Linked DNA regions of Homo sapiens: region 1 is linked to region 2. The links are chromatin loops, found by intact Hi-C in ENCODE. Cell type or tissue: endothelial cell of umbilical vein. All regions are shown on one strand. Each heading gives the region's core, and the rest is flanking DNA. Links, peaks and the distances in the headings are about the cores only.

Region 1 (16,043 bases), core at 6,874-9,373, 1.4 Mb after region 2:
CCTTTGCTGCTGGATGTTTTAATCGTCAATGGCATCATCGTTTTCCAAGCAGGGTCTTGCAGGGTTTGTCCCCCAGGAAACCTTGGCAGAGCAATGCTGACCCAGAGAAGACAAAACATATAAAGTGTCATTGATTTGACCACTCTCTCTCCTCTGTCCTGACCACATGAGATCCCTGATTACACAGTCTTCAAAAGCTGGAAGTTTGATGTATTAGTTTGATCACATCAAAATATTCCCTCTCTCAGGGATGGCACTGAAAACAGCCACGGGAACACGTTGGGTCTCCAGATTGATGATTGCTGTGCAAGGCTCAAGCACGCCCTGCTTGCTGTATGGGACACACCCTTGCTGTTCCCAGGAGGCTTAAGACAAGAGTCAGGAACTAAGCTGACGAGGAAAATCATCAATGTTAATATTGGCTACCCCAAGGCAAGTGATGAACTGGCTTACAGGGGTGTTAAAGATGTGCCTGTGAGGTAGAAGTGACCCCCACATGTACTAGGATGGGCATTCCAGGAAGAAAGTGTCCCAAAGGTGCCAGGGCAGGGGTGGGTGAGTGTCGGGGGGGCTCTGCCACCGAGGGTGGGAATTGTGGCCAGAGTGGTCCCCTATTATATGTTATGGGTGGGAGAAAATGGTGAAACATATTAATGTATGCTGTATGATTTCAGTTTTTTGAAATTTTTTGAGACTTGATTTAGGGCCAAACATACAGCCAATTTTGGTAAAAATTCCATTTGGAGCTTGGGAGGATGGTGTATTCTGCAGTTTTGGGGGGTGGGATCCCACAGAGTCAATCGGGTCAAGTTTGTTAATTGTGTGGTTAAAATATCTCCTTACTCATTCCTCTTTGGTCATCCAGTATCAAAAGAGGTGTAAAAGATCCCCACTGTGAATGCAAGGCATTTATTTCTTTGGTTCTATTTTGTTTTGTATGTTTCAAAGCTATGTTGCTAGGGTCCTACAGACTAAATTGTCTTTCTGGTGGATTTAAGCCTCTATTGTTATGAAATGTTCCTCTTTATCTGTAGTATTTCTTCTTGCCTTATATTCATTTTGTCTGATATTAACATAGCCACGCTAACTTTCTCTTGGTAAATGTTTGCATGGTATATCATTTTCCATCCTATAATGTTATATTATATATATATATATATATATAGTAATATATAGGAGTACACTTTTAGAAATCCAGTCCTTTTGTCTTTTAATTGGAATATTTCATCCTTTTCCATGAAATATAAGCAGTGCTAGAGCTGGGTTTGTATCTATGAAGCAACTATTTATTTTCTATTTGTCTCACATGCCTCATTTTTTTCTTCTTTCACTTTATTTGGATTAAGCAAGTATTTTTTTAATTCCATTTTCCCCTCTATTAGAACATTATGTATTTTAATATTGTTTTAAAGGTTATATTAGAGACAACAATATATATCCTTGACTTACTATCACCTAAAATTAATACTTTTACCACTTCCTTTTCTCTTCTTTCACTTTATTTAGATTGAGCAAGTTTTTTTTTCATTCAATTTCCCCCTCTATTAGATCATGGATTACGTATTTTTAATATTATTTTAAAGGTTATATTATAGACTACTACAGTATGCATCTTGGACTTCCTATAACCTAAAATTAGCACTTTTACCATTTCCTAATAATGCAAGAATAGAAGAATACTTAACTCCACTTACCATTTTTTGCATTATTTTTGTCACAGATTTTAATTCTACATATATTTTAAATGCTTCAAAATATTATACTTAGTTCTATGCAGTTAATATTTGTTTCAGATTTATCCACATATTTACTCCTTTATTTGTTCTTCATTCTGTTGTGCATTTTTAATGCTTCTGGCTAGCAGTACATTCCTGCCAACTAACTCCTTTTAGTATTTTAGTGTAGCCCTACTGGGAAAATCCTCAGTTTTTATTCGTCTGAAAATATCTTTACCTTCATGTTTTGAAGAATGTTTTCACTAGATGTAGGCTCTAGATTACCAGGTACTTTCTTTTCCATTGTCTTTTGACCTCCATCATTTCTCCTGGGGAATCTACTGTCACTCTCTGTGTTATTACTGCTCCTTGGACAGTAATGTGTCTTTCTACCTCTAGCTAATGTTAATCATTTCTCTTTGCCTTTTCATTTCAGCATTTTTACAATGATGTTCCTAGCTGTGTTTTCATTGCATTTATCCTGTCTAGGGTTTATGGTGATATTTGAACCCATGGCTTATTTCTTTAGTAAGTTCTGAAAAATTCTGTCTTTTCAAATATTCTGTGCCTTTTTTCTCTCTCTCTTCTCTCCTCCAATTACGCATGTTTGATGTTTGTGCTCTGTCCCACACTTTTCTTATACTCTTTTTATTTTTCATTCTTTGTTCTCTTTTATTTCAATCTGAATATTTTCTCCTGACCTACATCCAGACCACTAAATCTCTCTTTAGCTTTGGATAATCATTTAATCATCATATTAAATTAATATTTTATTTTAATTAATTAAAAATTAAAATAATTAATTAAATTTTAATTACTACGTCTTTTAATCCTGGAATTTCCATTTGGTTCTATGGATTCCACTTATCTGTGATGTTCACCATTGTCTCATCTGTTTTATGGATATATTAATCATAGTTATGCCTAATCTGTATTTGATAACTCCAATATCTGTATTATCCAGAAGTCTGTTTCTATTGCCTGGATTATTGATATGATTGGTACTTTTTGATGGAATGCTGGACATCGTGTGATGAAAAACTAGAAACTCTGAAAGACATCTAGCTCTGGTAGCCAGTTAGAGTGAGGACAGATCATCTTAATTAAGTTGTTTTAATACTAGATTTGTCTTTGTAACACCTGGTCTATTTCTAGTTTTCCTTGTTCCTATGGGAATTCCAATTTAGAGCTCTGAGAATTTACCAGGGCCCTTCAAATGCGACTTTTATTTTTTACACTAGGAGACTGCTTGAAAACTCTTTAGCTCCTCAGCCTCTCTGCTACCACTTTCTGCTGACCTTCTCCCCAGCAGCACAGCTGAGGACTTAGGGAATGCTTTAGGGGGACAAGCAGATTGGCTAGTTGGACTCACTACACTGAACAGGCGTTCTTTCTGGGATCTTAGCACCTGAAGCCCTGGCTGTGTAAGAAGCCCTTAACTCACATTTTTTCTTCCCAGCCCTGGGAGATTACTGAAAGCCTCCTAGCAACTGCTTTCTGCTGTGCTGCTCAACCTGTCTGTGATGCATAAGAATTAGCAAATGCCTCAAGGGGGTGATGAGCTCAGAATATAAAACTCACATCCACAAATTTCCTTCTCTCTTAATCTTGACCACTCAAGTTCTGCCCATTTTGGGAGTTTTTCAATATACACATCTGCATTTTATCCAGGTTTTCCCATTGTTTTCAGTGAGGATGTGGCTGCTACTTATCCCAGAACCACATTTTAGAATCTTTAATCTAGAAACAGAGTTAATCAGCTACATCCTGACATCTACAAGGAAGACAGGATTTTGCCACAAAGAGGAAAAAACAGAGCTTCTGTACTTGGGGTCAGGGAGGGAACAGATCAAAACCACCTCAGAGGAAGGGGTGTGTGTGAGCAGTGGGGAGCACTGCAACATTAGGGAGCTCAGAGATGGCTCCAGAAACTAGAGGTGGCAGCCGTGCCACCTCCTGTGAGTCAGGGCAGGACCAACCAAGAGCCTAACACCAACGGCAACACCCAGCCACTTCCCAAACTCTGTACAGTTTTAGGATTGAATGTTAATTTGTTGCAGACAGACTGAGAGGGCTCTGAGAATTGCATTCTATCACCAATATCATCAATGGCTAAGAGCACGTGCACCAGGAACAACAAGACCAGGGTAATGGAAGAACACAGGTAGCAGGGTCAGGACCAGGGCAAGGCTGGTCCCCAAACCACCTTGACAAAGTGCTTTGCAGAAAGACACTACTCGATACATCCACAGTGAGTGTGTGTGTGTGTGTGTGTGTGTGAGAGAGAGAGAGAGAGAGACAGAGAGAGAGAGAAAGATTTGCTGACTAAGGGCTCTATCAATGAGGAGGAATTGGAACTTCACACTAGAATCAAGTTACACTTGTATGTTATCTGGAACATCTCTTGCACATTTATAGCGTAAGTCACCTATTAGTGAACTACGTATAGTTCCTTCTGCAGTTTGAGTTTCTCAACCAGCTGGTCTGTTGTTAAATTCACAAACCCTCTCTCCCCATCTTGCATCAGGGCCTGGTCACCTCTGGTGATCTGGGGTAAACTGGTGCCTGAACAAGATTGAGAGCCACACCCCAGACTCTTAGATTTCCAAAACATAAACCATGACGAAGTGCTGACCCACGGTGGTGCAGCTGGCCTTTTGCCCAAGATCCTCCCAGTTCCTCACTCTGATTCCAGAGGAGGTTGCCTCTGTCCCTATGTGCCAACAGCTGTGTCCAGATGAACAGATTCCAACCCTGGGTCCTCTGAGAACCACAGTTCAGAGGCCAAGGGACCCAAAGCTTCCCCCAGCCCTGCAGTGACCACAGACAAGCAGCAGGAGAACCTGGAACAGTGCACAGTTGAGACAGTCACTTACAGGGAGCGTCGAGATGCCGTGCTCAGAGACAAATGACTGCAGACAGGGCATCTGCTTGCCCTCCCTGAGATTTTAACTGAATACGTGTCAGGACACCATTCCACCATTCTTTTTTTTTTTTTTTTTTTTTGAGATGGAGTCTTGCTCTGTCACCCAGGCTGGAGTGCAGGGGCACGATCTCGGCTCACTGCAACCTTCGCCTCCCAGGTTAGAGCGATTCTCCTGCCTCAGCCTCCCAGGTAGCTGGGATTACAGGCACGCATCACCACGCCCGGCTGATTTTTGTATTTTTAGTAGAGACCAGGTTTCCCCATGTTGGCCAGGCTGGTCTCAAACTCCTGACCTCAGGTGATCCACCCACCTCGGCCTCCCAAAGTGCTGGGGTTACAGGTGTGAGCCGCCGCGCCTGGCCCCCATTCGTTTATTCACAAAAGCACACGCCCGTCTGCTGTTAAACCAACTCCAGGAGTTTCACCACCTTTCAGAAGATGCTACTTTTGAGTAGTGTCTACACAGCAAGAGCCATAGAGGATCCAGCCACTGTCTGCGGCTTTCCTACAGAGAAGAGGGACGGACCGCCACGACCCCCCCCGTCCCCAACTTGCCTGTGTCTTCACTGCTGAATCAGCTGAGCCCAAGTCCTCGGCGGCTGGAACAGACCCTTCCAAAACCGCGCAGGCCCAAGCCCCACGCCCCAGTGCCAGCGTCCTTGCGTGGCTTTGGCTCCAAGGACTTCTGCTATCGATGTTTGGCGCCCTCCTCACCTTTATTCCAAGTGTGAGTTTCCCTTTTCTGGAGTTTATGCTGTTTGGTGAACTGCGCTTTCTAGACACAGCTCTCCAGAGATGAACCTGATTTCCATTGGAAAGCATGGCCTCTTTCCCCTGAGGACCGTGGGCCAGGAGGCCTCTGCTATTCCTGGTCTCTCTGAAAACAGCCTGTGGTCCTTTTCCTTGGGCATTGGGATGGTTTCTGCTCTGGCATGGTCCTCCGTCTCCTTGTGCCCCAGCCAAAGGAAATGGTCCCAGGCAGTCCCATGGCCTGACGCACCTCTGCCCAAGGAGACGCTGCTCACACGCTGGCTGGACACACCCCATGGGAAACATGCACGTTCAGGCACACTTGAGGTCATCTGTGCCGAGGCCGCTCCCTGCCCGAACCCCCCCACCCGTTGTGCTCTCCACGACTGGCGCCTTTGCTGCTGTGCACAGAAGCCCTACCGTGTGCACTGCCGTAGCACAGCCCAGACCTGCCACTCACAACATGGCAAGGCCAGCACCCCAGCGCCCCACATAACCACCTACAGTGGGCCTCAGGTGTGATGCAGCCACACTGCCGTGCAGGCAGACCCAGCTGGATTTCACAGCTGTGCTTGAGGGCAGAGGTCGGCAAAGATTCTCCATCAAGGGCGGGATGAAAAGCATTTGAGGCTTCACAGGCTCTCTGGTCCCTGTGGCAACTCAACCTCCGGATTATAGCACAAAAGCACTAGAGGCCGGGTGCGGTGGTTCACCTGAGGCCAGGAGTTCAAGACCAGCCTGGCCAACATGGTGAAACCCTGTCTCTATTAAAAATATTTTTTAAAAAAAAATTAGCCAGGCGTGGTGGCGGGAACCTGTAATCCCAGCTACTCGGGAGGCTGAGGCAGGAGAACCACTGGAGCCTGGGAGGCCGAGGTTGCAATGAGCTGAGATCACGCCACTGCACTCCAGCCTGGGTGACAGAGGAAGACTCTATCTCAAAAAAAAAAAAAAAAAGCCAGCAGAGGGGATCCATGAACCACGGGCTTGGCTGTGTCCCAGGAAGCTTTATTTACAAACCTAGGTGGGAGCTGCACCCACGGGAGCTTTCTCAGCAGGAGGAGAAGCCCGCCCTGCAGTCCCTCCCTGCACGGGGACCACGGTGGGCTCCTGAGCACTTCCAGTAGGTGCGACTGCAGAACTGAACTCTTCATTTTATCTGGATGAGTTTAAATGTAAACGATCTGTGTGACTGGTGACTCCCACGCTGCCCCGCGCAGCTCTGGGAGCACAAACCTCAGGACGGGTCTCTGCAGGCCCCACCTCTCCCATGAGCCCCACCTCCACGTGTGCCCGGGGCGGGTCTCCCAGCAGCACCACCTCCTCCACCCCCGAAGCTGCTTCTTAGACCAAAGGCTTGCTCCTTGCAAAAGACTGAACAGCTGCATCGTTTCCTAGGTAAGAGGCTGCATACGAAGCTTTAGAAGGCTAAACGTGGCTGGCCCGGGAAACACTGTGTTAAAAAGATGGGACTTTTTAAGAGGCCACATAGACTTGAAAAATATTTGTAATAAAATGTTTTCCAGCTAAAGATCCCACACGATGTTTTTCAACCCAGAAAGCACTCTTACTCCTTGATCCTGAATCACTGATAGAAGAGCTTTGTAAAAGGTGATTCCGACGGCCCTACCAAGCAGATGGCCGGCAGACAGCCCCGAAACACCAGGAATCCGTCCCCGGGGCTGGGTGGAGCAGGCAGGGCTGGCCGGGAGTGAGCAACCAGGTGCTGCCAATTTCACCCTGGCCACCCCTGTCCCAGGCAACGCAGGCTCCAGGAAGGGAGTTCCAGGGTTCAAGTCTCAAAGTCAGGGGCAAGATCTTTCAGCTCGTGGGGTGGTGGTGAGGGCTGACTTAGACGTCGAAAACAGTAGGTCTGAGGAAGTGAAGGAGGTAGTTAATAATAAGAACAACGGACCCCTCCGCCACTTCTGGGGGCTGACCCAGAGCCACACGTCTCATCCACCCGAAGGCGACGGCACCAGGCAGTGAGGACACACGACCGCCACCCTGTGGTCATCACGCACCCTCCAGCCCCAAGGGCAGCCCCACGCCTGCAGTGGTGAGGGGCTCCAGGAGACAGAAGCTGTGGGACCACCCACACACGCACACACACATCACACAGAGGGGGAGATTTTCAGGAACTGGTCGGGAACCTGAGAGAGTCGACACTGCCGTTCAAGTGCAGAGCTCTCTGCAGGCAGGATTCCCTCTTCTGTGGGGACCCCAGTCTTTTTCTTAAGACGTTCCGCAGAGTGGATGAGGCCCACCCACACCACAGCCAGACGACTTTTCTCAAAGTCCCCTGAATTAACATTAATTTCATAGAAAAAGTTGTTCACAGCCGCGTCCCAGGGGCGTCTGTCCAGATATCTGGGTGCCATGGCCCAGCCAGGTTGACATGAGGATTGACCATCACCTCACCCTCCCATCCTCACCCCGCTAAACACAGGGGGATTGGCGGAGAAGCCAGGATCTGTCAGTGGACAGAGCCCAGGCTGAGCCCAGAAGCTGCAGCGCCTGGGCCGGGACCTCAAGCCCTGTCCTGCACTGCCTCTCTATGGCGGGTCCGGGAATAGCAGCCTCCTTCGTCCGGGAAGTTCAGGCTCAGCTGTGCACACCTGACAGGAGGCCGCAGGGTGGCCGAGAGCCCATCCCAGACCCATGACCCCACAGCAAAGCCCTTCATGCTGCCTTGCCCCACACAGGCCCCCGTGACCTTTCCTCCCCGGCAGATGGGGCCACAGAGGAGACCCCGAAAAGATAGCCCCCCAACAGTCCCCCATTACCAAGGCCCTGTGGCTGCACCAGAGGCCATGAGAGTGGGGGCGGTGGGCAGAGCAGACTGTGAAAGGGCTTGGGAGACATGGGGCTTGGGGGTTTTGGGTGGGGGTAAAGACTGGGGTTTGGGGTCAAGCGGGGGTCTGGGACCGTGCCTCACCACGGGATCTGTGTACACAGCGATGCACCCAGCGTACGCGGGCCCTTCCCTCTGAGCCCTCGGCCCCTCATCTGCAGGATGGGTGAGCCCTGGAGAAGCGGGCAGAAGCAGAGGAGGCAGCGAACGCAGAGCATGTGGCCTGTGACTGAGCCTAGAAAGTCCGCTCGGCAACAGAGGCTGCAATCCAGAAAGCCCCCTCGGTGACAGAGGCTACAATCTAGAAAGCTCGCTCAGCGACAGAGGCTACCACCTAGAAAGCCTGCTCGGCGACAGACACTACAATCTAGACAGCCCATTTGGCGACAGTGGCTACAACCCAGACAGCCCGCTCAGCAACAGTGTCTATGATCTAGAAAGCTCCCTCGGCAACAGCAGCTGTCATCTAGAAAGCCCGCTCAGCGACAGAGGCCACAATCTAGAAAGCCTCCTCAGCGACAGCGGCTGCGACCCAGAAAGCCCTCTCAGTGACAGTGGCTATGATCGCTCGCAACTCTGGCCCCTGGCTCTGTTGGTCAAGCCTGCCACAGCCCGGAAGCCTCTGCAGCCTCCCTGTTGCTGCTGAAAAGGACGCTGGTTGGAGAAGGACCCAAGGAAGCACCGACAGATTGGGACCGGCTCGGGGCTGACTAGCCGGGAGGCTGAGAGGCTGGTGCCCAGGCTGCCCCTTGACCCTGCTGCACCAGCGCCGCCTCTGCGTTTGGTCCTGTCTCAAAGACCGAGGGGAACAACAGAGCAGGGTGGGGGTGAGGAGACTGAGGTGAACAGAGCAGGATGGGGGTGCGGAGACTGAGGTGAACGGGTGAGGAGGACTGAGGTGAACCCACCCTTGCTGGCCATTTCCGTTTCCCCACGAGGCAACATTACTTTTCAATACTGGGTAAAGGCTGTGCGACCACAGAACCACAGATGTCAGACCCCTCCCACTCTGACCAGAAAGCCCCCTTCGAGGAGCCTGAGGCTGCCCTGCCTGCGTCCGCTTCACTCGTGTCCACACTCACAGCTTCCACCCCTTGCACCCCCCATGGAGGGGGCGGCAGGCGGCCGCTCAAGGTCCGCTCCCCGTGCCCTGCCCGCCACGCCCGCCCTCCCTCCCCGGGCTCTCCCCGCCCTGGTCCCGCACAAGCTGAGCCCCTCTGCCTTCACCCTCAGGGAAGCGGGCTCCCTGTTAGGGACTTGGAGCAAGGTCGGCCCCTACTTTCCCGCTGCCCCTCAAGATTTCACAGTGAGAAGCTGGGCTGGGGACCCGCAGGTGTTCACAGAGGCTCACTGTCACTGTCTCAACGCTGGGGTCTGTTCTGTTTAGACTCACCTCGATCCTGTACCTGGACACAGTAGGGTTCATGGTCTTTTGCTGAACTAAGCTGAGCTGGATTCCAGCCCTCCAAGGAGCCTGTGATGGGAGGGGCTGGTCTCTCCCTTGGCGAGGAGTAGGGAGGAGCCAATGGGCACAGAATGGAGACACACCCCACTCAGGTCCAGTGGTCAGAGGTGGGGCAGGGGGCCCAGTGGTCAGAGTGACGAAGGTGCTGTGTCCTGGGGAGGCTCAGCCCCTGCCAGCATCCCACCCCCTCCAGGCAGCAGCTTCCCGGCGTTCCTGGATCCCCTCTTGCCTTTAACTCCCACCTGCACGATCCAGTTCTCCCACACTCCATGCGTGTTCCTACTGAACGCCGACGGGGACAATTGCAGAAAGCCCAGGAGCCTTTAGGTTGGGTTTGCCTGCTCTTTTCTGACACCCAAGGGCTACAATAACATTTGCTTTTGAGGGAAGCTGCCATTTTTAATCAGCTGAACAGTGACCCAGCACAACAGGCTGAGTACTGCAAAGAAAAGTTTAACAGAATAAATGTGGGGACAGGCACAGAGTCCGACAAGAGTGGCCACCATGCAGGAGGCAGGTGTGTCTGGGGCAGATGGGGGAGGCTCCGCAGCGAGCCCAGGAAGCCCAGTCCTCAGCGGTGGATGGGGCTTCCGTGGCCAATACAACCCGTGTGGCTGGATTACAAAGAAGGGTGTCTAGAAGCCGCACTGCCTCTCCCAGGCACCTCTGAGCTGGTCCCAGGAGGGGCTGCTGTGAGTTAAGGAGAACAGCAGTCAGCTGGGACTGAGAGTTACGTCCAACGAGAAACGGGGGAGTCCAGGGTGTTTCTCATGTACTGAGACAGCAAAGGACCCACAGGGTGTGTGTGCACAAGCAACTGCAGCTGCCACGAGGGCCAGGCTTGTTCTGCTGGTCCAAGGAATCCAGTGGCCACAGGAAGACATTTCAGCCCCATGCAGTGCCCAGCACAGGGAGCACCGCCTCTGCAGGGGCCGGGCTCAAGGCCACACCCAAGGCCCATGTCCAGCACTCCCCAATGACCAGCACTCCCCGGACACCCCCAAGGCCCATGGCCAGCACTCCCCAGCCACCCTGCCTCCCCTCCCCGCAGACACACAGCCCCTGGGACCCTACTCCAGCACTCCCCAGCCACCCTGCCTTCCCTCCCCGCAGACACACTGGGCCCCCACTCCAGCCAGTAACTCCACCACAGCCTCCAGGGGCAGGTCAGTCCCGTCTGCCGCCTCCACCCATCCAAACCGCCCTGGTGACCGCGCAGCAGTCTCCATGCCGCAAACCCAGACACGGGCTGCGTTGTTTCCCAAAGTCCAGGGTGGTCGGCAGCCGTAAATGAGCCCAGCCACCCCTTCCCCTGGGATCTACTTCCCCGGTAATCCTCTCCCCTTGAGCACGGACTGAACTCGTGGAATATGGAAACATGATGGAATATTGCTTCCAACCTCAGGCCACAAAACAACTGTGGCTTCCATTTCAGGGCCTCTCATGCTTTCTCTCTCTCTTATGTACTCCAAGGCAGGCAGCTGTCAGGCCATGGCTTCCCTCTGGAAAGCCCAGGTGACAAGGAACCTGGCCACAGTCAGTGGGAGCCCACTGTGGAAGTGGATCCTTCTCCTGCTGAGCCTTCTGATGAGACCTGGGCCTGGCCACAGCTTGCTGTCCTCAGGAGAAGCCCTGGGCAGGAGGTGCCCAGCTACAGGCCCTGGATTCCCGACCCCATAAACTGTGCCATAATGTGTGCTTTAAGCCATTGCATTTGGGATAACTTGTTATTCAAAAGTAGACAAAGGGCCGTAGATCTTCCTGAGCCCATGAAGAAAGCTCACTAATGAGGGCTCACTGAGTCTGGAGCAGCTTGTGTCCTGCCATTCCAGCAGCAGCAACGTGCGCAGGAGGAGGGTGGGGCCCCCGAGGGGCTCTCCTGCTCCCACACCCCTCCCCACTGGACGTGGCTATCCATGGACGCCAGGTGAAAATCCACATCACAGCAGCCTTGAAGGAGACATGCGGCTCCAGGGGGCTGAGGAGCAGGAGTGGGGATGATCAAATCAGATTCGAGAGCATCTCATCGCCCCTAATGGGGCCGCCCTCTCTCCATCCCGGACCCCTGCCTGACCGCCCCCTGGGAGCAGAGTGCTCAGCCACGATGGCCACACCCTAGGAGCAGAGTGCTCAGCCCCGCCCCCGCTGCACTGTGGCCAAGAGTTTGCAGGTGATTTGTAAACAACAGTAAGGTATGAACTAAGAATGTGAACCAGTCAGGGTTTGAGGCAGAGAAGGGAAGCCACTCCAGGTGTCTTCAGCAGGAAAGGAGGTAATGCTGGTGTCTCTGAAAGTGACTGGAAAGTTGAAGCAAGTTCTCACTTGGCTGTGGCTCCCAGAAACTACTTGCAGGACAATGTAAAGCCCACCCATCATGGGGGCCGCCATTCCTGGGGCTGCCATTGACCATGGATTCACCTGAGCCAGCTGGGGACCAGGAGCAGAAGCCGGGAGCCCGCGGGGTCACGGCTGCCATCCGCTGCCATCCAACTGCGTCTGGGGTTTGAAGAACGGACATCACGCAGAAATACTCACATCTCAACAACGGTGCTTTCCAGCAAACATGGCACAATGGCAACAAGATGCGCTCCTCTTCCGCCTGTCTTTTGGATTGCCTTTGGGTGCCTCTCGTTGGTGGACTCTGCCCAGCTGCCAAGCATCTTGGAAATGAGTTGTTTTGTTCTCTGTCTTCTCCAACCACAGGGAGAATGGAAGGAAGGTTGAATAAGCCAACCCCGTGCATGCCCCACAGAATGTAGAATTTAAACAGCTGGACGGCTTCAAGACAGTTCTGCCCATAGCCTGGATGTGCTTCTTCATGATGAAGACGACTTTGGAACTCCAGCCCAGAGACCCCAGGGACGTGGCGGCAACACATGGGCACCATGCTTCCAGGGGCGAGGCCTCTCCCACCACTGGCTTACCCACAGCACAGCTCAGCTGGGTCTGCCAGCTGCCACCGATTCACCACTGGAAGGCAATTCTCTGCGGGTGGCACATTTTCCATACACCCCATGTAGCGAGACACTGGCCTCCCCTTTGTTCAGGCCTACCTGTTCAAGGACGCCTGAAAGCAAATACAGCCCTGGAAGGCAAAGGCAGTGCCTTCCTCTGTGGCAGAAGACTCAGGGGTGCTCTCCTATGACCCTGACTCATGGTGTGTGCGGCAGCACTGGTCCCTTCACGGGGCTGAGTAGACATGGGGTCCTGCGGGTTCACAGCCACTGTCACTGCTGTAACAAGCTGTCCTCCCTCCCTGACCTCAGAGCCCCATATCTCCTCCCAGCACCCATGAAGCTGGGCAGGTTAGGTTACAGGTAGGGTGACATTCCAGAGCTGCCTCAGTCCTCAACACCCCGAAAGGGTCATCTTGAATGACAGGCAGTGGTCACAGCCCGGCATAGAGACCAGGAGAACGACTCTCCCTCTTGACCCAAGTCAGGAGCATCCGGCCGCCCACAGAGAGGGAGACTGGGCTCCTTTCAGGCTCCAGGAGCCCGTCCTGCTCCTGAAGCTCATGGTTCAAACCTTGTTTCCTGCTTTGTAAACACTTAGGAGTCATTGATTTAAAAGTGTCCAGACCCCAAAATGCCACACGTCTTTTTGTTTAACTCATAAAAAAATACTGACTATAAATGAGTCCAGACTCGTGTCTTGATGTTCAAAGCCTCCCACATTCTGTCCCAACCCGCCTTTGCCACCACCAGGGTCTCCTTCAGTACTGGGGGCGTGTCTCATCCTCCCATCTCCACACGTCACTGTTCCTGAGACTGTCTTTCTCGTTCCTTCCACCGGGCCAGCCCCAACCAGGGTAGACCCAGCCTCCGGCCCCTAGGAACCCCTGCTCGGAGCCTCCGTCACATTTTGCAGTGCCGTCACTGTGCACACATCGTCATCGCAACTGCACACACCTCCCAGCTCTCCCAGCGACCGTGCACACTTCATCATCACAACCGCACACACCTCCCAGCTCTCCCAGCCACCGTGCACACTTCATCACAACCGCACACACCTCCCAGCTCTCCCAGCCACCGTGCACACTTCATCATCACAACCGCACACACCTCCCAGCTCTCCCAGCCACCGTGCACACTTCATCATCACAACCGCACACACCTCCCAGCTCTCCCAGCCACCGTGCACACTTCATCATCACAACCGCACACACCTCCCAGCTCTCCCAGCCACCGTGCACACTTCATCATCACAACCGCACACACCTCCCAGCTCTCCCAGCCACCGTGCACACTTCATCATCACAACCGCACACACCTCCCAGCTCTCCCAGCCACCGTGCACGCTTCGTCATTGCAACCGCACACACTTCTCAGCTCTCCCAGCAGCCTCAGGTCCCTCACAGCAGGCTGGGGTTTCTTCATCCTGCACCCCTGCAAGTCCAGGACAGGGGCCCGGATTTGAAGCGTGGATAGTCCTGTGACCTTTGGATAAGTTACTAAATGTTTACAAACCTCAGGGTGTTCAAATGTGTACAAATAAAATTATGAAAATGAAAATGTGTAAATTGAACAATCGATATTTGTTGCTTTGTTGATGAAGGATGGCTGGCTTCCACAAATGCAACCCCAGGCAGTTCTTCAGGAAAGGCGGCCATCTGGAAGGTGCATTCGCCTTTCTGCCGTCTGCAGGCTTGGCCTCTAGCCGGGCGTCCAGCCTGCCTAGCCTTCCACAGCCCTCACTGAACACATCTTCTCCAAAAGTGCAAATCCAACGAGCTTGAGCTAATCACAGTGCTTTAGAGAAGGGACCTGTCTTCTTCCAGCTCCTCAATGGACTTCGATTCTGCTAACAGGAGCCTTGTTTTTGCAAGATAGGTCCAGTCTCGAGCCTTTCCGCTCCACAGGGCTCGGTCCCTGAACGCTGCCCAGGGCCTCCCCACACGGAGATTTCTCTTTCCTTTCACCAACACCAGAAAGATCAACCATAGCAGATTTTTTCATCTGAAAGGATTTTTTTAAAGTAACTATTTAAAAATGGTGTTTCCTTTGGCCATCTGTATTCTAAATGGTGGCTCCTCCCGCCAGAGGCCTCTGTGAGAACTGAACTGTAGACGCAGAGGGGCAGGGAGGAGGTCAAACGCAGTTTCCAGCGCCCGGGGCCGCCTAACTCTGCCTTTCTGCATTAACACTTGACGAGCATATTGACATACTAGGCTTTGCGATCCTCTTTCTATTTTTAAACGCTTGATTTATGCCTTTCAGTTGGATCTTATTCAACTAAAAATGTACTGTGTGTTCAGCTGAAAAAGAGTAAACATTTTCCATGGCTATGGCAATATGTTTGCATAGACCTCAATTACAAAATTAACAGGGCAGATTTGGTTGTCTTTGTTGAGCCGAAGAGATTACAATGAAAACCTCTAATGAAAGGAGACATGAGAAATAAGACCTAAAGACAATACTAAACAAGAACGGCTCGTTTATTCACTAAATTTGATTTACTAGACAGCTGTGTTGCTTCCATTTTAGAATTCAACAAGTAAGAATGTCATTTCTAAATGGCAGCAAAACCCGAAATCCCGGGTTAGAGCCGAGGGTGTGTGGGTCAGGGGGTGGACAGGGATGGGCGGAGGGCGTGGGGAGAGATGGTGACGGCGCGGAGCCTCCCTGGGCCGATTGGCACGATCCGCGCTCCGGAGTCACCTGCGCGCCAGCTGATGACACAGTGTGAATCTCCTCCAAGGTGTGACTCCATGTCCCGGGACTGGCGGAGGCAGAAGGTGGGAGGTGGGGACTGGCTGTGCCCAGCCTGGAGGGAAGAGGTGCTCGGGCCTGGGCTGGCGGGGCTGCCTCAGGGGCTGAGTGACCAGCAGAGCCCTCAGACCTGTGCCACGCTGCCCTGGAACGGGGACAGGTGACCCAAAGCCAGGCACAGAAGGGCGGGTGTCACTTTCTTCCCCTGGCCCGAAAGGCCCCTGCCCGCCTGGAGAGCATCAGGAGGCTGGCAGGGGACTGGTGCCATGGACAGGCCCTGGCTGACGATGGAGGTGGGCACGTCGGCCCACAGAGGCTCTCCTTGGCCTACACTCAGTTGGCTCCTGAGCCCTTTCTAATGAGGCCTGACCTGGGGCTTCCCGCTCTGTCCTCGTGAGGGGGAGCCGCTCCACTGGGTGAAAATACCGGCACATCAGCGTCATGGGAGCCCTGCCGGCCATCAGCCGTGGTCCTATCAAATCTGTCGGAGCCCCTCACCCTGATGCTTCCTGTTCACGGTGTTCCATCCCTGGCCCTTCCTCGTCCACGGTTACACGTCCTGTCCCCTCCCTCCCCATCCTCACGGCGGTAGGAGCTGAGTCCACTCTCCCCATCCCACGGC
Region 2 (16,043 bases), core at 4,886-7,385:
GCGGTCACGGCTCCATCTCTCCCCAAAGTTTAGAGTAGGTGGTGGTCACTACTCCTTCTCTCCCCGAGGTTTAGAGTAGGCTGTGGTCACTGCTCCCTTTCTCCTGGGCTTTAGGGCAGGCGGAGGTCATGCTCCATCTCTTCCCGGGGCTTAGAGCAGGCAGTGGTCACTGTTCCATCTCTCCCCAAGGTTTAGAGTGGGTGGCAGTCATGGCTTCATCTGTCCCCAGGGTTTAGAGCAGGTGGTGGTCACTGCTCCATCTCTCCCCAAGGTTTAGAGCGGGCGGCAATCATGGCTTCATCTCTCTCTGGGGTTAAGAGCAGGTGGTGAACACTGCTCCATCTCTTCCTGGGGCTTAGGGCAGGCAGCGGTCACAGCTCCGTCTCTCCCTGGGGTTTACAGCAGATGGTGGTCACTGCTCCACTCCTCCCCAGGGTTTAGAGCAGGCAGCGGTGGTCACCACCTGGTGGTCCATCTCTCCTCGTTGGTAGGACTTTGCAGGCTGTGGGCTGCCTGTTGTCTGGTTCAGCAGAAGTGTACAAGCATCACTGTTGAGGGTGAAGCTCCGCCCCATCTCTGCTCACTCTCTTTTCCTAAAGATCAAGTTGCCCTACTTTTATTTCTAATTGAGTCAGTTAGAAAACCAACTTGTTTTTCTAGTTGCCTAGATGACCAAGTAGGGTACCTAAGAAGCGAATCTGTAAGTAATAAGCATCTAAAGTTGTGCTTTATAGATGATCTTCAGAGTGACCTGTTTATTACTCTAAATGATGAATCAGATACCAGTCTCCACTGTAGAAACATCCTTCCTATCCTAAACAAAATGGAACTCCTGACTATATTCCTGGTCTTCTACCCAATTGGGGATGTAATTCAAGTGTGTCAGGCCTCTGAGCCCACGCTAAGCCATCATATCCCCTGTGACCTACATGTATACATTCACATGGCCTGAAGCACCTGAAAAACCACAAAAGAAGTGAAAATAGCCAGTTTATGCCTTAACTGATGACATTCCACCATTGTGATTTGTTCCTGCCCCACCCTAACTGATCAATTGACCATGTGACATTCCTTCTCCTGGACAATGAGTCTTAAGAGCTCCCCCACCGAGCACCTTGTGACCCCCACCCTTGCCCACAAGAGAAAAACCTCCTTTAACTGTAAATTTTCCACTACCTACCCAAATCCTGTAAAACTGCCCCTCCCCATCTCCCTTTGCTGACTCCTTTTTCAGACTCAGTCAGCCTGCACCCAGGTGATTAAAAAGCTTTATTGCTCACACAAAGCCTGTTTGGTGGTCTCTTCACACAGATGCACATAACAAAGTGTGGGTGATGCGAACAATGTTTATGTAATCAACTTTTGGTTAAATCCCTTCCTTAAAGATTTGAATCTTGGTCTAGAACATCACTCTGGAATGTCATATTTATTGTATCATGTAAATGTCCAATTTAACATCCTATAACCCCACGGCATATTGGGTACACGTGCGGCACAAGTTACCTTATACTCTGAACAAGAAATGGGTCAGGAAGAATACGAGCCTTGTCCTTGCAGATTTTCTCAATTATTCGTCATCTATAATGCATATGTGTAGGGAAACTGGCAGGATGTAGAAATGAATAAAAAGAGGAAACATCTTTTTTCCTTGCTTTATATGACCAGCAATCAGTGCCACTGATGTAGCAAGTGCCATGTAAACATCAGTTATTTTATTCATGTCAATGATCCTGTGTGCTAGAAATTACCTCATTTTATTTATGGGGTGACAGAGGCTCAGAGAGATTAAATAACATGCTGGAGTCTTACATCTTGCAGGCAGCAGAGCCAGGATTTAAACTCACCCAGAGCCTGTGCTTTTCCCTGTGTGCCACGAAGCCCACACACAGCAGTCCACTCTCCTCCAGGTCCCTCACTGCATCTTCCATTCTTCTGGGCAAGGCCTGAGAGCAGAGGCCCTGAAGCCCAGGGCCCAGGCCCCTCAGGGAAGCTTCTGGTGTAAAGCAAAAATAAAATGCTAAGCCCCCTAACCATCTGAATGAACCCCTCTTCTTGGAATGCCAAGGGCATTCCAAAGTTAATCTGAAAAACGAGTTCAGGCTATGATGGGAAGCAGGGGTTGGACATGCCTCAATATACCTTCCGCCCTTTTGGAATTCAGGCACAGCTGACCAGCATTAACATCAACACAGACTTTAAGTCTGATAAGAAGCATTTACAATCTATTCTCTGTGAAGCCTGCTACCTGGAGGCTTCATCTGCATGACAAAACCTGGCTCTCCACAATCCCTTATTATAACCCAGACACTCCCTTCTATTGATTCCAGGTCTTTAGATAAAAACTCTTTCAACCAATTGCCAATCAGAAATTCTTTGAGTCTACCTGTGACCTGGAAGCCCCTGCTTCAAGTTGTCCCACCTTTCCTGACCCAACGAATGTACACCTTACCTGTATTGATTGATGTCTTAAGTCCCCCTAAAATGTATAAAACCAAGGTGTAGCCTGACTACCTTGGGCACATGTTCTCCTGACCTCCTGAGGTTGTGTCACAAGTCATTGGTCCCTCATATTTGGTCAGAATAAACCTCTTCAAATGTTTTACAGAGCTTGACGCTTTTCGTCCACACTATGCAAAGAGAACAAGACAGGGATGGGAGATTTTGGTTCCACTTGGTGGCCAAGGCTCCTGGTTTCTAACCACATGCAGGACCAAGCTGGCACGGCCTGTCACAGCACCCACATCCCTACTGCCTTCTGGAAGCTGCTCCTTTTCCTTCAGGGCTAAGCAGGGACCCAGACCCCTTCCTTCACTGTCCTGGAGGCTCCAGCACCTGGTCACATTTCTGCTCTCAGCCTTGAAATGTGGAGGGCTCATCTCATCTTCTCAGAAAGTAAAACATGTGGCAGCCTCAGTGAGCCCATACAGTTTTCTTCAGGGCAGCCCACATGGCACCTGGCATGGTCTCCTCTCCCTCAAAGCAGGAAAGAGACCTTCTCATGGGTAAGAGAAGGCCCATGGTGGAAACACAAAGGCAGCCATCTGGCTGAGAAGGAAAAAACACTGATTCTTCCAGATGAGTCTGCAGTGGCGGAAAACAAAGCTGGGGTGGCTTCCCCACTGCAGTGCTTAGTTCTCGGGGGGATCTGCTGCTCATTGATTTCTAACATTGCCTTCCAGTTACATCATGGAAAACAGGAAGAAAGAGGAAAAAATAGGAAAGGAAGAACAAAATGCACTGAAGCAAGAGCAGGAAGAAAGGGTAGAATGAAGCATTTAAACAGAGAGGAAGAGAAAAATAGCAATCACAGAAAGAACCAGGGAGTTTATAAAACAGGCTGCATGAAAATCATTTATCAAAACACTGTCCAGGAATTTTTGTTAAAAATAAACATAAAACAATTAGCTAGTCACAAAAAGACAAGTACTGTGGAACTCCACTCATTGTTAGTCAGTGGCGAGGCAGACATGAGCAGGGCAGGAGAGGGCCCACCCCACCAGGAACCTCTGGAGACCATCAGGTGATACTCAGGCAGTGGTTAAACTGGTTCTCTAAAATAGTAATTGGTTGCAGCTGTGCCAGGGAAAGGCGGGCTCCCAATAGCTGGAAAACACCTGAAACTGATCAGCAGCTTTCTATAAGATCTCAGGAGTGGGGCGAGGTGGCTTAGGCCTGTGCACTAAGAGGTAAAATGTAGTTTAACTGGTGTGTGACCTTCCTCCAGGAACACGAGACAGGTAAGGGCAAAATACTTCAGGTGAGCATGTGCACAACTTCAGTAATACAGCGCGCACGCGGCCCCGCCCAAGCGCTGGCCGGTCACTGCGCATGCGGACAGCCCACCCCAAGGAAAGGTCAAGGAAGGGGAAATGGAAACCCTGAACCATGCCCATGTATAAAACCCAAAGTGGGGGGTTGTACCCTGCACTTGGATCTCTCAAGTCGCCTACTTCACCCTCTCCCAAGTGTACTTTACTTCCCTTAATTCCTGCTCTAAAGCTTTTTAATAAACTCTCAGTCCTGCTCTAAAACTCGCCTTGGCCTCTCACTCTGCACTATGCACCTCGGCCGAATTCTTTCCTCTGAGGAGGCAAGAATCGAGTTGCTGCAGACCCTACGGATTCCCTGCTGCTAACAGTATTAGTCCCTGGACTAATCAAATTCAGACACACAAAGTGGAATGGTGGATGCCAGGGGCTGGGGAGGGCAATGGGGAGTGAGTGCTTATTTAAGGGGGACAGAGTTCGGTCTTGCAAGATGAAGATGTTCTATTGATTGTGAAAAATGTGAATGCACCTAAATGCCTAAAAATGGTTAAAATGGTAATCGTTATGTGTATTTTGCCACAATTTAAAAACATAAAAAATAAGAATGTCTGAGTAAATAAACGTATAACGCGTTCTTTAAGTCCACTGACAGCGGCGTGGCCTTGGCCTCTGTGCTCATCTTTCCAGGACAGAGCCCCGTTTGGTGTTTCTGGTTCTGTGCTGCGTAGAGAACTTGGCACCCTGGTCCTATGCACAGAAGAGGAGCTTTCCGAAGGCTCCGGGAGAGAACGCTGGGGAGTCAAGGCCAGTCCGAGCACAGCAGCTGGGGCCAGATTGGAGACAGGGACTTTTTTATTCGAGAGAAAGCGAACGTAGTATCTAAGCGGAAGAGCCCTTGCAGGCGCGGGAAGGGAGGCCGCGCTTCCCCGGGCCTGCGGGGTCAGAGGAGGAGCTTCTGCGGGAGCTTAAAGGGGCCCCACAGCCCCCTGCACCCCTTCCACGAGCTCTGGGGAAGGCGTTCCTCGTGGGAGACCTGTCTCCCACGTTGTTGCCGGTTAAGAAGTCAGAGCTAGGGGACAGGCCGGGTGCGGTGGCTCACGCCTGTAATCCCAGCACTTTGGGAGGCCGAGGCGGGCGGATCACGAGGTCAGGAGATCAAGACTATCTTGGCTAACACTGTGAAATCCCGTCTCTACTAAAAATACAAAAAATTAGCCGGGCGTGGTGGCACGCGCCTGTAGTCCCAGCTACTCCGGAGGCTGAAGCAGGAGAATTGCGTGAACCCGGGAGGCAGAGCTTGCAGTGAGCAGAGATCGCGTCACTGCACTCCAGCCTGGCGACAGAGCGAGTCTCCGTCTCAAAAAAAAAAAAAAAAAAAAAAAAAAAAAAAAAAAAAAGGAGAGAGGAAAAAAGCAAACTGTGCCTTTAAACCAGGGCGACCTTCATTCCCACAAGAAGGACTCCGCCTTGGTCCCCTTGGGTGAAAGCTGCCGCTGCTGAGCGCCTCTGCGGCCCGGTGAGATCGGGGTTCACAGGCTGACCCAGCGTTAGGAGGTGCCGGGCTGATCACGACCGCCAGAGCTGCTGAGGTCGGAGCCCCGACCCTGGGAACGCAGCACGGAGCCTGGCCGCGGGCCGTGAACAAAGCGGTGTGCAGGGGACCCAGGTTCACAGCGCAGGTGCGCGGCTCCCCGGCGGCTCTGCCGTCCTAGCTCACGCGGTCCCGGGGCAGCTGCTTTGCGCCGAGCCCCAGAGACGTGGCGGCGGGTCCCGACTGCGCTGCCGCCCGTGAGAGGCACCGGACCTGCCCTCCAGGGCGGGGAAAGGGAGGACTCTGATCCCATGAGAACCCAGACAGTTCCATGTCCAAGGAGGCACCCGGAATGTTCTGAAACAAACCTGCGATTATGACAGCTCCGTATCATGTACTAGACGAAATTCTTACAGCTCCAACCTCTTTTTTTACATTTTCTATTAAATTTTAATACCGGTTTCTCGCGCCTATGAGCAAAAAGACAAGTGTTAAAGCTAGCAATCGTTTGTGCAATTTCATCGATTGGTTCCACCGCTGCACTTGCTGCTGGTGACCAATAGGGGGTGTTAATTGTTAATTATAATCAATATTCTGCCCACTGACAACAGCAAATCCTAAAAGCTCAAGTTTCAACTCAATTCTTAAAACGAAGATTTAACTAGCTCCTTGAATCTTATAGGACTTTTATCACTCTCAGTGCTTCCAGTTACAGGTTCTAGTCTCAAAACTAGTTGACCTAAATGTCTTCAAATAAACTTTAAAGGATATGGATGGAGTTTTAAGCCAACTTTTAACTGAAAGTATAGCATATATATAGAAAAGCTCACAAATCATAAATGTTCAGCTGGATATACATTTTTTACAAAGGCTCACACATCCATGGGGCCAGGCCTCGGGTCAGACATAGAATCTCACCAGGGGACTCCCTCACACACTTCCCAGCCCTTATCCCACCTCAGAGAATAGCCATCTTCCGACTTGTTCCAGTGTAGATGACCCTTGCCTGTTCTAAGCTTTATATAAATGAGTTATATAATGTATCTGGATTCTTTTGCTCAGTGTTTGCTCGTGAGACTGTCCCTATTCTGAGTGCAGCCATATTATGGGGGTGTAATGTGTGCGTACTGCCCTGCAATGCAGTACTCCCCTTTATGCACACACCACGAGGGGCATCTCCAAACAGCCGCTCCCAAGCATCGGGGCTGCTTTGGGCTTGGGGCAGTGATGAACGATGCTGTTATAAACCTTCTTGTGCATGTCTTTAGGCACACATATACGCATTTCTGATTGGCATATATTTAGGAGTAGAATTGCTGGGCCATAGAGTGTGCACATACTAAACTCAGAAGATGCTGCCAAACAGGTTTCCAAAACGGTTGTACGAATTTACACTCCCACGGGCTGCATATGAGAGCTCCGTTGCTCACATTTGCTATCATAAATGTATTTTTATTGCATGGAATTATTATAGTACTTGATGTATAGCTTTTCCAGGGTTTTCCAAAGAGTATAATCTTAGCCAGATACTAGCAAAAGAGTAATTAAGATGTAAGAACTATGTAAATTGTAAGCACTCAGAATATGTATTTACCACGCAGGATTCTCACAGATATCTTAAGATGCTGTTCAAATTAGGGAGGTCTATTCTTGATGCATGGAAGGTGTTGTGGATGAAATTCTTTTGCTTTATTTCTGCACAGAGTAATCTCATAGTAAGTTTAAATTACTGCAGGGATTTATCCCCAAGTCCTAACTGAGTGTCAATGTTGGGATGACAAAGACGGTCTAACCTTACACATCTGAACCAAGTCCTCATTTTCTCAGAGCCCAACAGGAGGCTGAACCCAGCGTCCCTGTCATGTCTCACCCTCTCAGAGGTGGCCTATGTAGTACCCACTCCAACATTGTTTCAGTTCTGCCCTCAAATGAAGCCAGAAGGTGATGGAGCTGTGGGAGGGGAGAGTGTAAGGTTGACAGTGTCTAAGCAAGCAGGACTTGACACAGATGACGAGGCTGTCTTTTCTATTCAGGTTCAGCTCATGAGCACTGGAGAGTTATAGAAACTTCTAGAATCAGCAGAATAGTTAAATTCACTCTCCTTTAATGCAAATGAAGAATGTCTTTCCTGGACTTCAGGAGTCACACTTCTCTTATGCCAGCTTCCTCTGAGAATTCCAGATATTCTCTGAGTAGAGGTGAATCTTCTGCCGGGTCTTCTGAAAGAGACCCCACCTCTCATCATGGGCTGCTCCTGACCTCTGCCCCCTGTGATAAATGAGCCAATTAACACTAAACTGGAGATTCCTCAGGGGTTTTAGGCTGGTTTTCCCAAGCCAAGTGTTACTCCTCAAATGTTCTCCATTCATCTTGTAGAAAGGGCCATGTTTGCAGGATTCCCAGCTCGCACGCAGTGGGTGATTGGTGGCTGTGGACAGAGCTTCAGGCCTGCAAAGATCTGATCGAGCAGAGCCAGGTTCTAGCAGGTGCTACCTAAATGAGTTGATTAGAGCACGCTTTCTGGAACCAAAATAAAAAATGAATTGTTCCTATTGTTTTAAAGTTAGTTGTAATGAAGAATTCATTTAATTTTGTTGTGGTAAAATATCCATAATCTGAAATTTACCGCTTAACCATTCTTAGGTGCACAGTTCAGTGGCATTAAGTGCATTTACATTGTTTCTTGTGCAACCATCACTATACTGTCTTCCTTCTCCAGAACTTTTTCTTCTTCCCAGACTAAAACCCTGTCCTCATTCAACACTGACTCCCCCTCCCCCATCTCCCCAACTCCTGGCAGCCCCCATTCTACTTTCTGTCTCTGTGACTTTGAGTCCTCTATGGACCTCATCTGTCTGGAGTCATACAGTATTTGTCCTTTTGTGGCTGGTGTATTTCACTTAGCGTAACATCCTCAAGTTTCATCTGTGCTATGGCACATGTCAGAGCATCTTTGCTTGTTGAGGATGGATAACACCCCATTGTTATCCATGGGGTGGATGACATGAAGGGCCCACATTTTGTTTATTCATTCCTCTGTTGGTGGACATGGGTGGCTTCCACCTCTTGGCTATTTTGAATAATGCTCCTAGGAACATGGGTGTACTGATCTTTTTGAGTCTGCTTTCAGTTTTCTTGGGCATTTAGCCAACAGCAGAATTGCTGAATCCTATGATAATTCTAGGTTTAATTTTTTCAGGAGCTGCTATACTATCTTCCACAGTGGTGAAAAATTCTCCTTGTGTCACTGGGACCTTTCCTTTGCCATGGCTTGTGTACATTCTCAAGTAGCTTTCAGAGTTATTTCAAAAGAAGTCGGGACCAGCGATGCCAGCATGGCTGAGCTTTTCACAAGTTTTACACCTAGAAATGGGTGGTACAGCAAGGTCCAAGGCAAAAAGATGGCTCCTCTGACCTCTAGGACACCCCACACCCCACTCTTTGATCCAGAGGTGTTGGAGCCTGTGAGGAAGGATGAGGTGGCAAGGTGAGAATTGAAAAGCGTGATAGCAGAGATGGGGAGTTCTGCAGAGGTGAACAAAGAATTCAGGAGATTCTGCAGAGGCAAAGAAAGAATCAGCAAACATGAAGATAGGGCCATAGGAGTGACCAAAAGCAAGGCACAAACAGGAACAGGGATTTTTAAAACAAGCACACAAAAAACCCAGAGCATGTAAGAGCTTTGGGAAATTATCGGACATGCTAACAGATGTGTAACTGGAATCCCAGAAGAAAAGAAAATCAGCAGAAGAAATATTTGAAGATATTGGGGGAACCTGCTCCCCATATTTCAACATAGGTTCTTTTTATTTCCCATAAGTGTCAGCCGGCTGAGAAATAAAGAGAAAGAGTACAAAGAGAGGAATTTTACAGCTGGGCCGCCAGGGGGTGACATCACATGTTGGTAGGACCGTGATGCCTGCCTGAGTCTCAGACCAGCAAGTTTTTATTTAGGGTTTCAAAAGGGGAGGAGGTGTAAAACAGAGAGTAGGTACAAAGATCACATGCTTCAAAGGGCAAAAAGCAGAACAAAGATCACATGCTTCTGAGGGAACAGGACAAAAGGCAAAACAGAACTACTGATAAGGATCTATGTTCAGCTGTGCACGTATTGTCTTGATAAACATCTTAAACAACAGAAAACAGGGTTCAAGAGCAGAGAACCAGTCTGACCACAAATTTACCAGGGTGGAGTTTTTCCCCACCCTAATAAGCCTGAGGGTACTGCAGGAGACCAGGGCGTATTTCAGTCCTTATCTCAACTGCATAAGACAGACACTCTCAGAGCGGCCGTTTATAGACCTCCCCCAGGAATGCATTCCTTTCCCAGGGTATTAATATTAATATTCCTGGCGAGGAAAAGAATTTAGCGGTATCTTCCCTACTTGCATGTCTGTTTATAGGCTCTCTGCAAGAAGAAAAATATGGCTCTTTTTGCCCAACCCCGCAGGCAGTCAGACCTTATGGTTGTCTTCCCTTGTTCCCTAAAAATCACTGTTATTCTGTTCTTTTTCAACGTGCACTGATTTCATATTGTTTAAACACACATGTTTTACAATCAATTTGTACAGTTAACACAATTATCACAGTGGTTCTGAGGTGACATACATCCTCAGCTTATGAAGAAAACAGGATTAAGAGATTAAAAGACAGGTATAAGAAATTATAAAAGTATTATTTGGGAACTGATAAATGCCCATATTAAAATGAAATCTTCACAATTTATGTTCCTCTGCCATGGCTCCAGCCGGTCCCTCTGTTCGGGATCCCTGACTTCCCACAACATGAAGAGTTAATGTCCAAGAATATTTAAAATTCATGGAAGACACCAAACCACAATCCAGAGAACACCCAGGAGGACAACCACTGCTAATAATACTAATAACCACAACAATAATAAACACTGGCTAGACCAAGCATAGTACAACTGCTGCTGGAAAAACAGAGAAAACAGGCACTGCAAACAGAGGAACAAAAAGAAAATCACAAACTTTGAATTAGAAACCATCCAAGACAGAAGATAATACAGCGACATTTTAAAGTATTTAAAACAACATGCCTTTAAAGCTAGAATTCTATTTCAGCAAAAATAATCTTTCAAAAATGAAAGGCAAATAGGAGACTTCAACTTCTGACCAAGATGAACTAACAAGAGCAAGATTAACCATCCCATGAGGAAAAAAAACCCAAAAGGAAAAACCAAAACATATGAAACATTTTCAAGATAGTGAGCATCAGGCAAGAAGGCCAGGGACCCAGAGAAATGGGCAACCAGAATTCGAAGCAAAGCAAACCCTAGAGATGTGAAGAGGGCCACACTTCCAAGCACATGTGGAACATTTTAAAAAACAATTCTGCAGTGTGGTGGCTCACGCCTGTAATCCCAGTACTTTGGGAGGCTGAGGCAGGTGAATCATGAGGTCAGGAGTTTGAAACCAGCCTGGCCAACATGGTGAAACCCCGTCTCTACTAAAAATAAAAAAAAATTAGCTAGGCATAGTGGCAGGTGCCTGTAATCCCAGTTATTCAGGAGGCTGAGGCAGGAGAATCACTTGAACCCAGGAGGTGGAGGTTGCAGTGAGCCAAGATTGTGCTACTGTACTCCATCCAGTTGACAGAGTGAGACTCCGTCTCAAAAAAAAAAAAAAAAAAAAAACCATTCTCCACTGGGCCATAAAGGAAGTCTCAGCAAATTCCAATGACTAATATCATACAGACCACATTCTCTGTCCACAATTCAATTAAGTTAGAATTTTTTAAAAAAAGAGATGTATTTTGAAACTGAAACACAATATAGAAGAACTCTTGAGTTGAATTAACAATCATCATGAAAATTTAAGAATATTTAGAACTTACTGTGTATGCATTCCTAAAAAATATAGCTTAATTTTGCCTAAAGAAACTTGCCTAATTTTATATAAATGTAATCATATTGAACTTATTATGTCTTGCTTATTTTGGCCAACATGTTTATAAAGTTTATCCACTTTGTTGCACATAGTTGTCTTTGTTTATTTCAATCAATTATCAAGTCAGGATTCTGATTACTTCTGAGACAGGAAGAAAGGAATTGTGATAGGAGCAGCACATGCGGGCTTATTTTGGGCTAAATTTCTATGGCTTTGGTAAATAAAAGGATTATTTGCCAGATTGATGATTAGATTGAAAATAAATCTAATTGCATTTAGGTGTCCTGACCACATTTTATTCAAGAGATTCACAGTGAAGTCTTTGCAATGTATACAATCATAATATAATGGAAAGGTACATATTTAAAGAACTTCCATTGTAAATTTCTGCAGTGACAGGTCCTTACTGGAAACTAGTAATCACCTCCTTATTTCTGCAATTTAAGAATCTAGAAGTCATGCAAGTTTGCTTGTACTTGTGGCCACTGTAGAGTCTTTTTTGTCTCTTTTTACTGTTTTTGACTTAAAGTCTGTTTTATCTGATTTATATATAGCTATTCCTTCTCACTCTTAGTCTCTGTTTGCATGAAATATCTTTCCATCTCTTTATTTTCAGTCCATGTGTATCTTTACAGGTGAGATGAGTTTCTTGTAGGCAGCATATGGTTGGGTCATTTAAAAAAAATCTATTCAGCCAATCTGTATCTTTTAATTGAAAAGTTTAATTTGCTTACATTCAAGGTTATTTTTGATACCTGAGAGCTTATTCCTGTCATTTTATAATTGATTACTGGCTGTTGTGGATACCTTTTGTTCCTTTCCTTCTCTTTTATTTTTTATTATTATTGTTTGCTGGTTTTCTGTAGTGGTAACATTTGAATCCTTTTGTTCCTTATGTATTTTCTCTACCAGTGGGTTTTATACTTTTGTGTGTTTTCATGATGGTAGATATCGTCCTTTCACTTCCAGGTTTAGGACTTCCTTAAGCATTTTTTTTATGGCTAGTCTAGTGATAATGAATTCTCTCAGTGTTTGCTTGTCAGAGAAAGACTTTATTTTTCCTCCATTTATGAAAGAGAACTTTGCTGAATCTAGTATCCTTGGTTGCCAAGTTTTTTTTTTCTTTTGGCACTTTGAATATATCATCCCATTCTCTCCTGGCCTATAAGGTTTCTGCTGAGAAATCTGCTGTTAGTCTAATGGGAATTCACTTATAAGTGACTAGACACTTTTGCTGTTTTCAGATTTCTCTCTTTGTCTTTGACTTTCACCCTGACCATAATGTGCTGTGGAGCAGACCTTTTTGAATTGTATCTATTTGGAGATCTCTGAGCTTCCTGTATCTGGATGTCTAAATCTTTGGCTAGATTTGGGAAGTTATCAGCTATTATTTTGTTAAATAGATTATCTTTCTGTTTCACTTCCTCTTTGCCTTCTGGAACACTGAAAATTCAAATATTTGGTCACTTTATAGTGTCCCATATGTCATATAGGCTTTATCCATTCTTTTTTTTTTCTTTTTGTATGACTGGGTTATTTCAAAAACTTATCTTCAAGTTCTGAAATTCTTCTGCTTGATCTAGTTTATGTTGATGCTTTCAAATGTATTTTGTATTTCATTCAATAAAGTCTTCAGTTCCAGTTTTATTTTTGTGTGTTGTTGTTATTTGTTTGTTTAGAGACAGGGTTTCGCCCTGTTGCCCAGGATGGAGTGCGGTGGTGTGATCATGGCTCATTGTAACCTTGTACTCCTGGGCTCTAGCAAGCCTCTTGCCTCACCTTCCCGAGTAGCTAGGGCTACAGGCATACATCATCATGACTGGCTAATTTTTTTTTGTTTTATGTAGAGACAAGATCTTGCTATGTTGCCCAGGCTGATCTTGAACTCCTGGCCTCAAGCCATCCTCCTGCCTTGTCCTCACAAAGGAATGGAATTACAGGTATGAGTCATCAGGCCTGGCCCAGAATTTCTGTTTGTTTGGTTTTTTTTTTTAATAATGTATATTTCTTTGATAAATTTTTCATTCATATCCTGAATTGTTTTTCTGATTTCTTTGTATTATTTATCTATGTTCTCTTATATCTCACTGAGCTTCTTTAATATCATTATTGTGAATTCTCTCTCCAGGATTTCATATATTTCTTTTTATTGAAATATGTTGCTGGAGAATTATTGTGTTCTTTGAAGGTGTCATATTTCCTTGCTTTTTCATGTTTCTCGTGTCCTTATGTTGACATCTGCACATCTGGTATAACAGTCACTTCTTCCAATTTTTTGAATTTGCTTTTGTAGGGATGGACTTTTTCCTGAAGATGTATTTATGGTTTGTTGAGTAGGCTGGGATAGGAAGTTTGGTTTTGATTCTGAGTACGTGCAGTAGTGAAGTCTCTGTATGGTTTCTTCAGCTGTAAACAGTGTCATTGGTGTCTCTGATTTCTTCAGTGGCTTAGGGTGTGGTTGTTAGTGGATGCTATGGTTAAGTTTTATTGGGGATGGAGATGCCAGGTTGGCCAGTCCTTGGGACCCAGTGGTGATAGTGATGGACCAAGTGTGTCTGTCCTTGGGCTTGGGTTGTGCATGCTGGCACTATTGTTAGCAGGTCCAGGTGGGCTGATTCTTGGTGTCCTCCAGGTGACTTGCTTGGGTGCCAGCAGTGGGAGAGGTAGGCTGGGCAGGTGGGCAGGTCTTTGGACCCCTTGGCAGTGAGCGTGGTGTTGGTGATGGCAGTAGCAGTGGTGGGACAACCCTCTGGCTCCCAAGTGGTCTGTGCTGCTATTGGCAGTGGCTGAGACAGGAGGGGTGGTTCAGTCCCCAGGCCTTCATGTGGTACATGCAAGAAGGGGTGGTAGTATGTGGTGGTGGTAGTGGGAGTTTGGGTGGGTCCATCCTCAGGCCCTGGGAAGAGTGCTCAGGTGGCAGTGATGGTGAATGGAGCAGGGCGATCCCCAGGCCCCAGCACAGTGTTCTCAGGCACTATCGGAGAGTGGAGCTGGTATCTGCCCTCAGGCCCCCCGGTGGTGCATGTGGGCACTGGCTGTGGTAGGCAGGGACAGGGTGCTCCCCAATCCCCCTGCAGGATGCTAGTGTGGGGTTCGCAGCAGCTGCATTATGGCCCTGCTGCTGGGGAGGGCAGGGTTGCTTTCAGTGGCAGCAGCCCTTGACAAGCAGCTGGGCGTGCGGGCTTCAGCCCCAGGTGTGAGTGAGGTTGTGAGTGGGGAGTCTGTCCTCCTGGTGCTTGTAAATGCACAACAGCCCCGCTACTGGGGGTGGTGGAGTCAGTCACCAGGGCTTGCACTTTGACCCTGGTTGCAGCAAGCAGTAGGAGTGGTGGCCACAGATGGGGGATATCAGTGGGGCTCCAGGAATGTGGAGATACAGGAGCTGTTGGGCCCCCAGTCAGGATGCAGTTTGGTGGGGGCTGAGCTTCTTAAAACAGTGCTGTGCTGTAGCTGCTTATGGCTGTGAAGGTGGGGGGCGTAGGACCCAGCATGACCTTCCTCTCTGGAGCGGGGCAGTCACATGGTCTCTAGCCAGCTCCCTGTGTTAGTGTCATGGCCCAAGAGGGCTGAGAGCGTCTCCCATGCCTAGGATTGCAGGCGTCCATGGGGAGAATGTGGACTGCTGGGGCCTCTCACTTACCCTTTCCCTGCCTGGGGAAGCTCAGCAGAGCAGGCTGCCTCAGTCCCTCTACTCCCTTGCTTTTGGTGCTTCCCGTCACTTCTCTGTTGAATATCAGTGTTCTGGCTTGGGAGATCTATTCTAAGTGTGATTCTATACCCCCTCTTTTTGTTTATTCATGGAGGAGGCAAGTGCCGGGTGCCTCCAGTCAGCCATCTTGAAGCAGCTCTAGAACCTTCTTTAAAAGTCATACTTAAAAAATGTTAGAATGCCAGTGTGGCATTCTTTTTTTTTTTTTTTTTTTGAGACAGAGTCTCACTCTGTCACCCAGGCTTGTGTGCAGTGGCATGATCTCAGCTCGCCGCAACTTCTGTCTCTAGGGTTTAAGCAATTCTTCTGCCTCAGCCTCCTGAGTAGCTAGGACTACAGGCTTGCACCACCACGCCCTGCTAATTTTTTTGTATTTTTAGTAGAGATGGGGTTTCACAATGTTGGCCAAGCTGGTCTCGAACTCCTGACCTCAAATGATCCATCTGCTTCGGCTTTCCAAAGTGCTGGGATTACAGGCATGAGCCACTGCACCCGGCCCTGGCATGGAATTCTTGAACCTCATTTTTACAGACATCTGTTGATGGCATAGTAAAATGCAAGCACACTAAAGTAACTAAATGTAATGATTAAATCAAGTAATAAAACGTGTTTGTCTCTGGCATTTTAGAAACATCCCTACGTTCTGCAAAGAATCCCATTTTTTGTTGACTTTCTTAAGCCAAGGCACAACTCCCTCTGACTCCTCCCGAGTGTGAGCCCGTTCCATCTGCAGCCAACACTTCCGGAAAAAGAGAAGAGAGGGGAGAAACACCATCTCATTGTTGGCATGTGGTGTGACGAGCCAAGTGATGGCCCTTCCCACTCGGTCTTCAGCGCTGAGAGGAGCGTTTCTTCTCCCCAAGAAAACACATCCAGTGATTGACCTCAGCCACTTTATCCTGGGCTGACCATGGGATTAGGACCACAAAGAAAATATGATCAAGGGGTTATGACTCTTAGGCAAAAATAAAGATTCTATTTTATTGTTTTTAAATACAGACATTTTATTAAGAAGTTAAACATTCTATAAATTTCAATCTCACTAACGGATATTAGAAATTTTTAGTTATTAAAGTACTCATGAGATGTTTTAAAATTAAGCATCTATCTTGATAAATGAACTCTAA

The links. Hi-C counts contacts between places; a loop is a spot of excess contacts. Peaks named below come from ENCODE experiments on the same cell type or tissue, not always from the same donor. Only the 100,000 strongest peaks of a DNase experiment are listed, where the experiment ranks them.
Region 1: it touches region 2 in a loop (7-fold over the local background); 3 of 110 quality-filtered maps call a loop at or near these places.

Annotation. Positions count from the first base shown.
Region 1 is chr13:112,436,222-112,452,264 of GRCh38, forward strand. All of the region lies in intron 2 of LOC105370372 (a long non-coding RNA gene), which reads right to left. Among named protein-coding and RNA genes, the nearest start is that of SPACA7, 68 kb to the left of the region's middle. In endothelial cell of umbilical vein, for the core only: a CTCF peak has its summit at 7,945; a DNase peak (open chromatin) is centred at 7,910.
Region 2 is chr13:111,062,100-111,078,142 of GRCh38, forward strand. No RefSeq gene overlaps it. Among named protein-coding and RNA genes, the nearest start is that of LINC00368, 26 kb to the right of the region's middle. RefSeq lists enhancers at 1,950-2,480, 5,182-5,241. In endothelial cell of umbilical vein, for the core only: a CTCF peak has its summit at 5,839 (motif pointing right); a DNase peak (open chromatin) is centred at 5,772; H3K4me3 peaks cover 609 bases.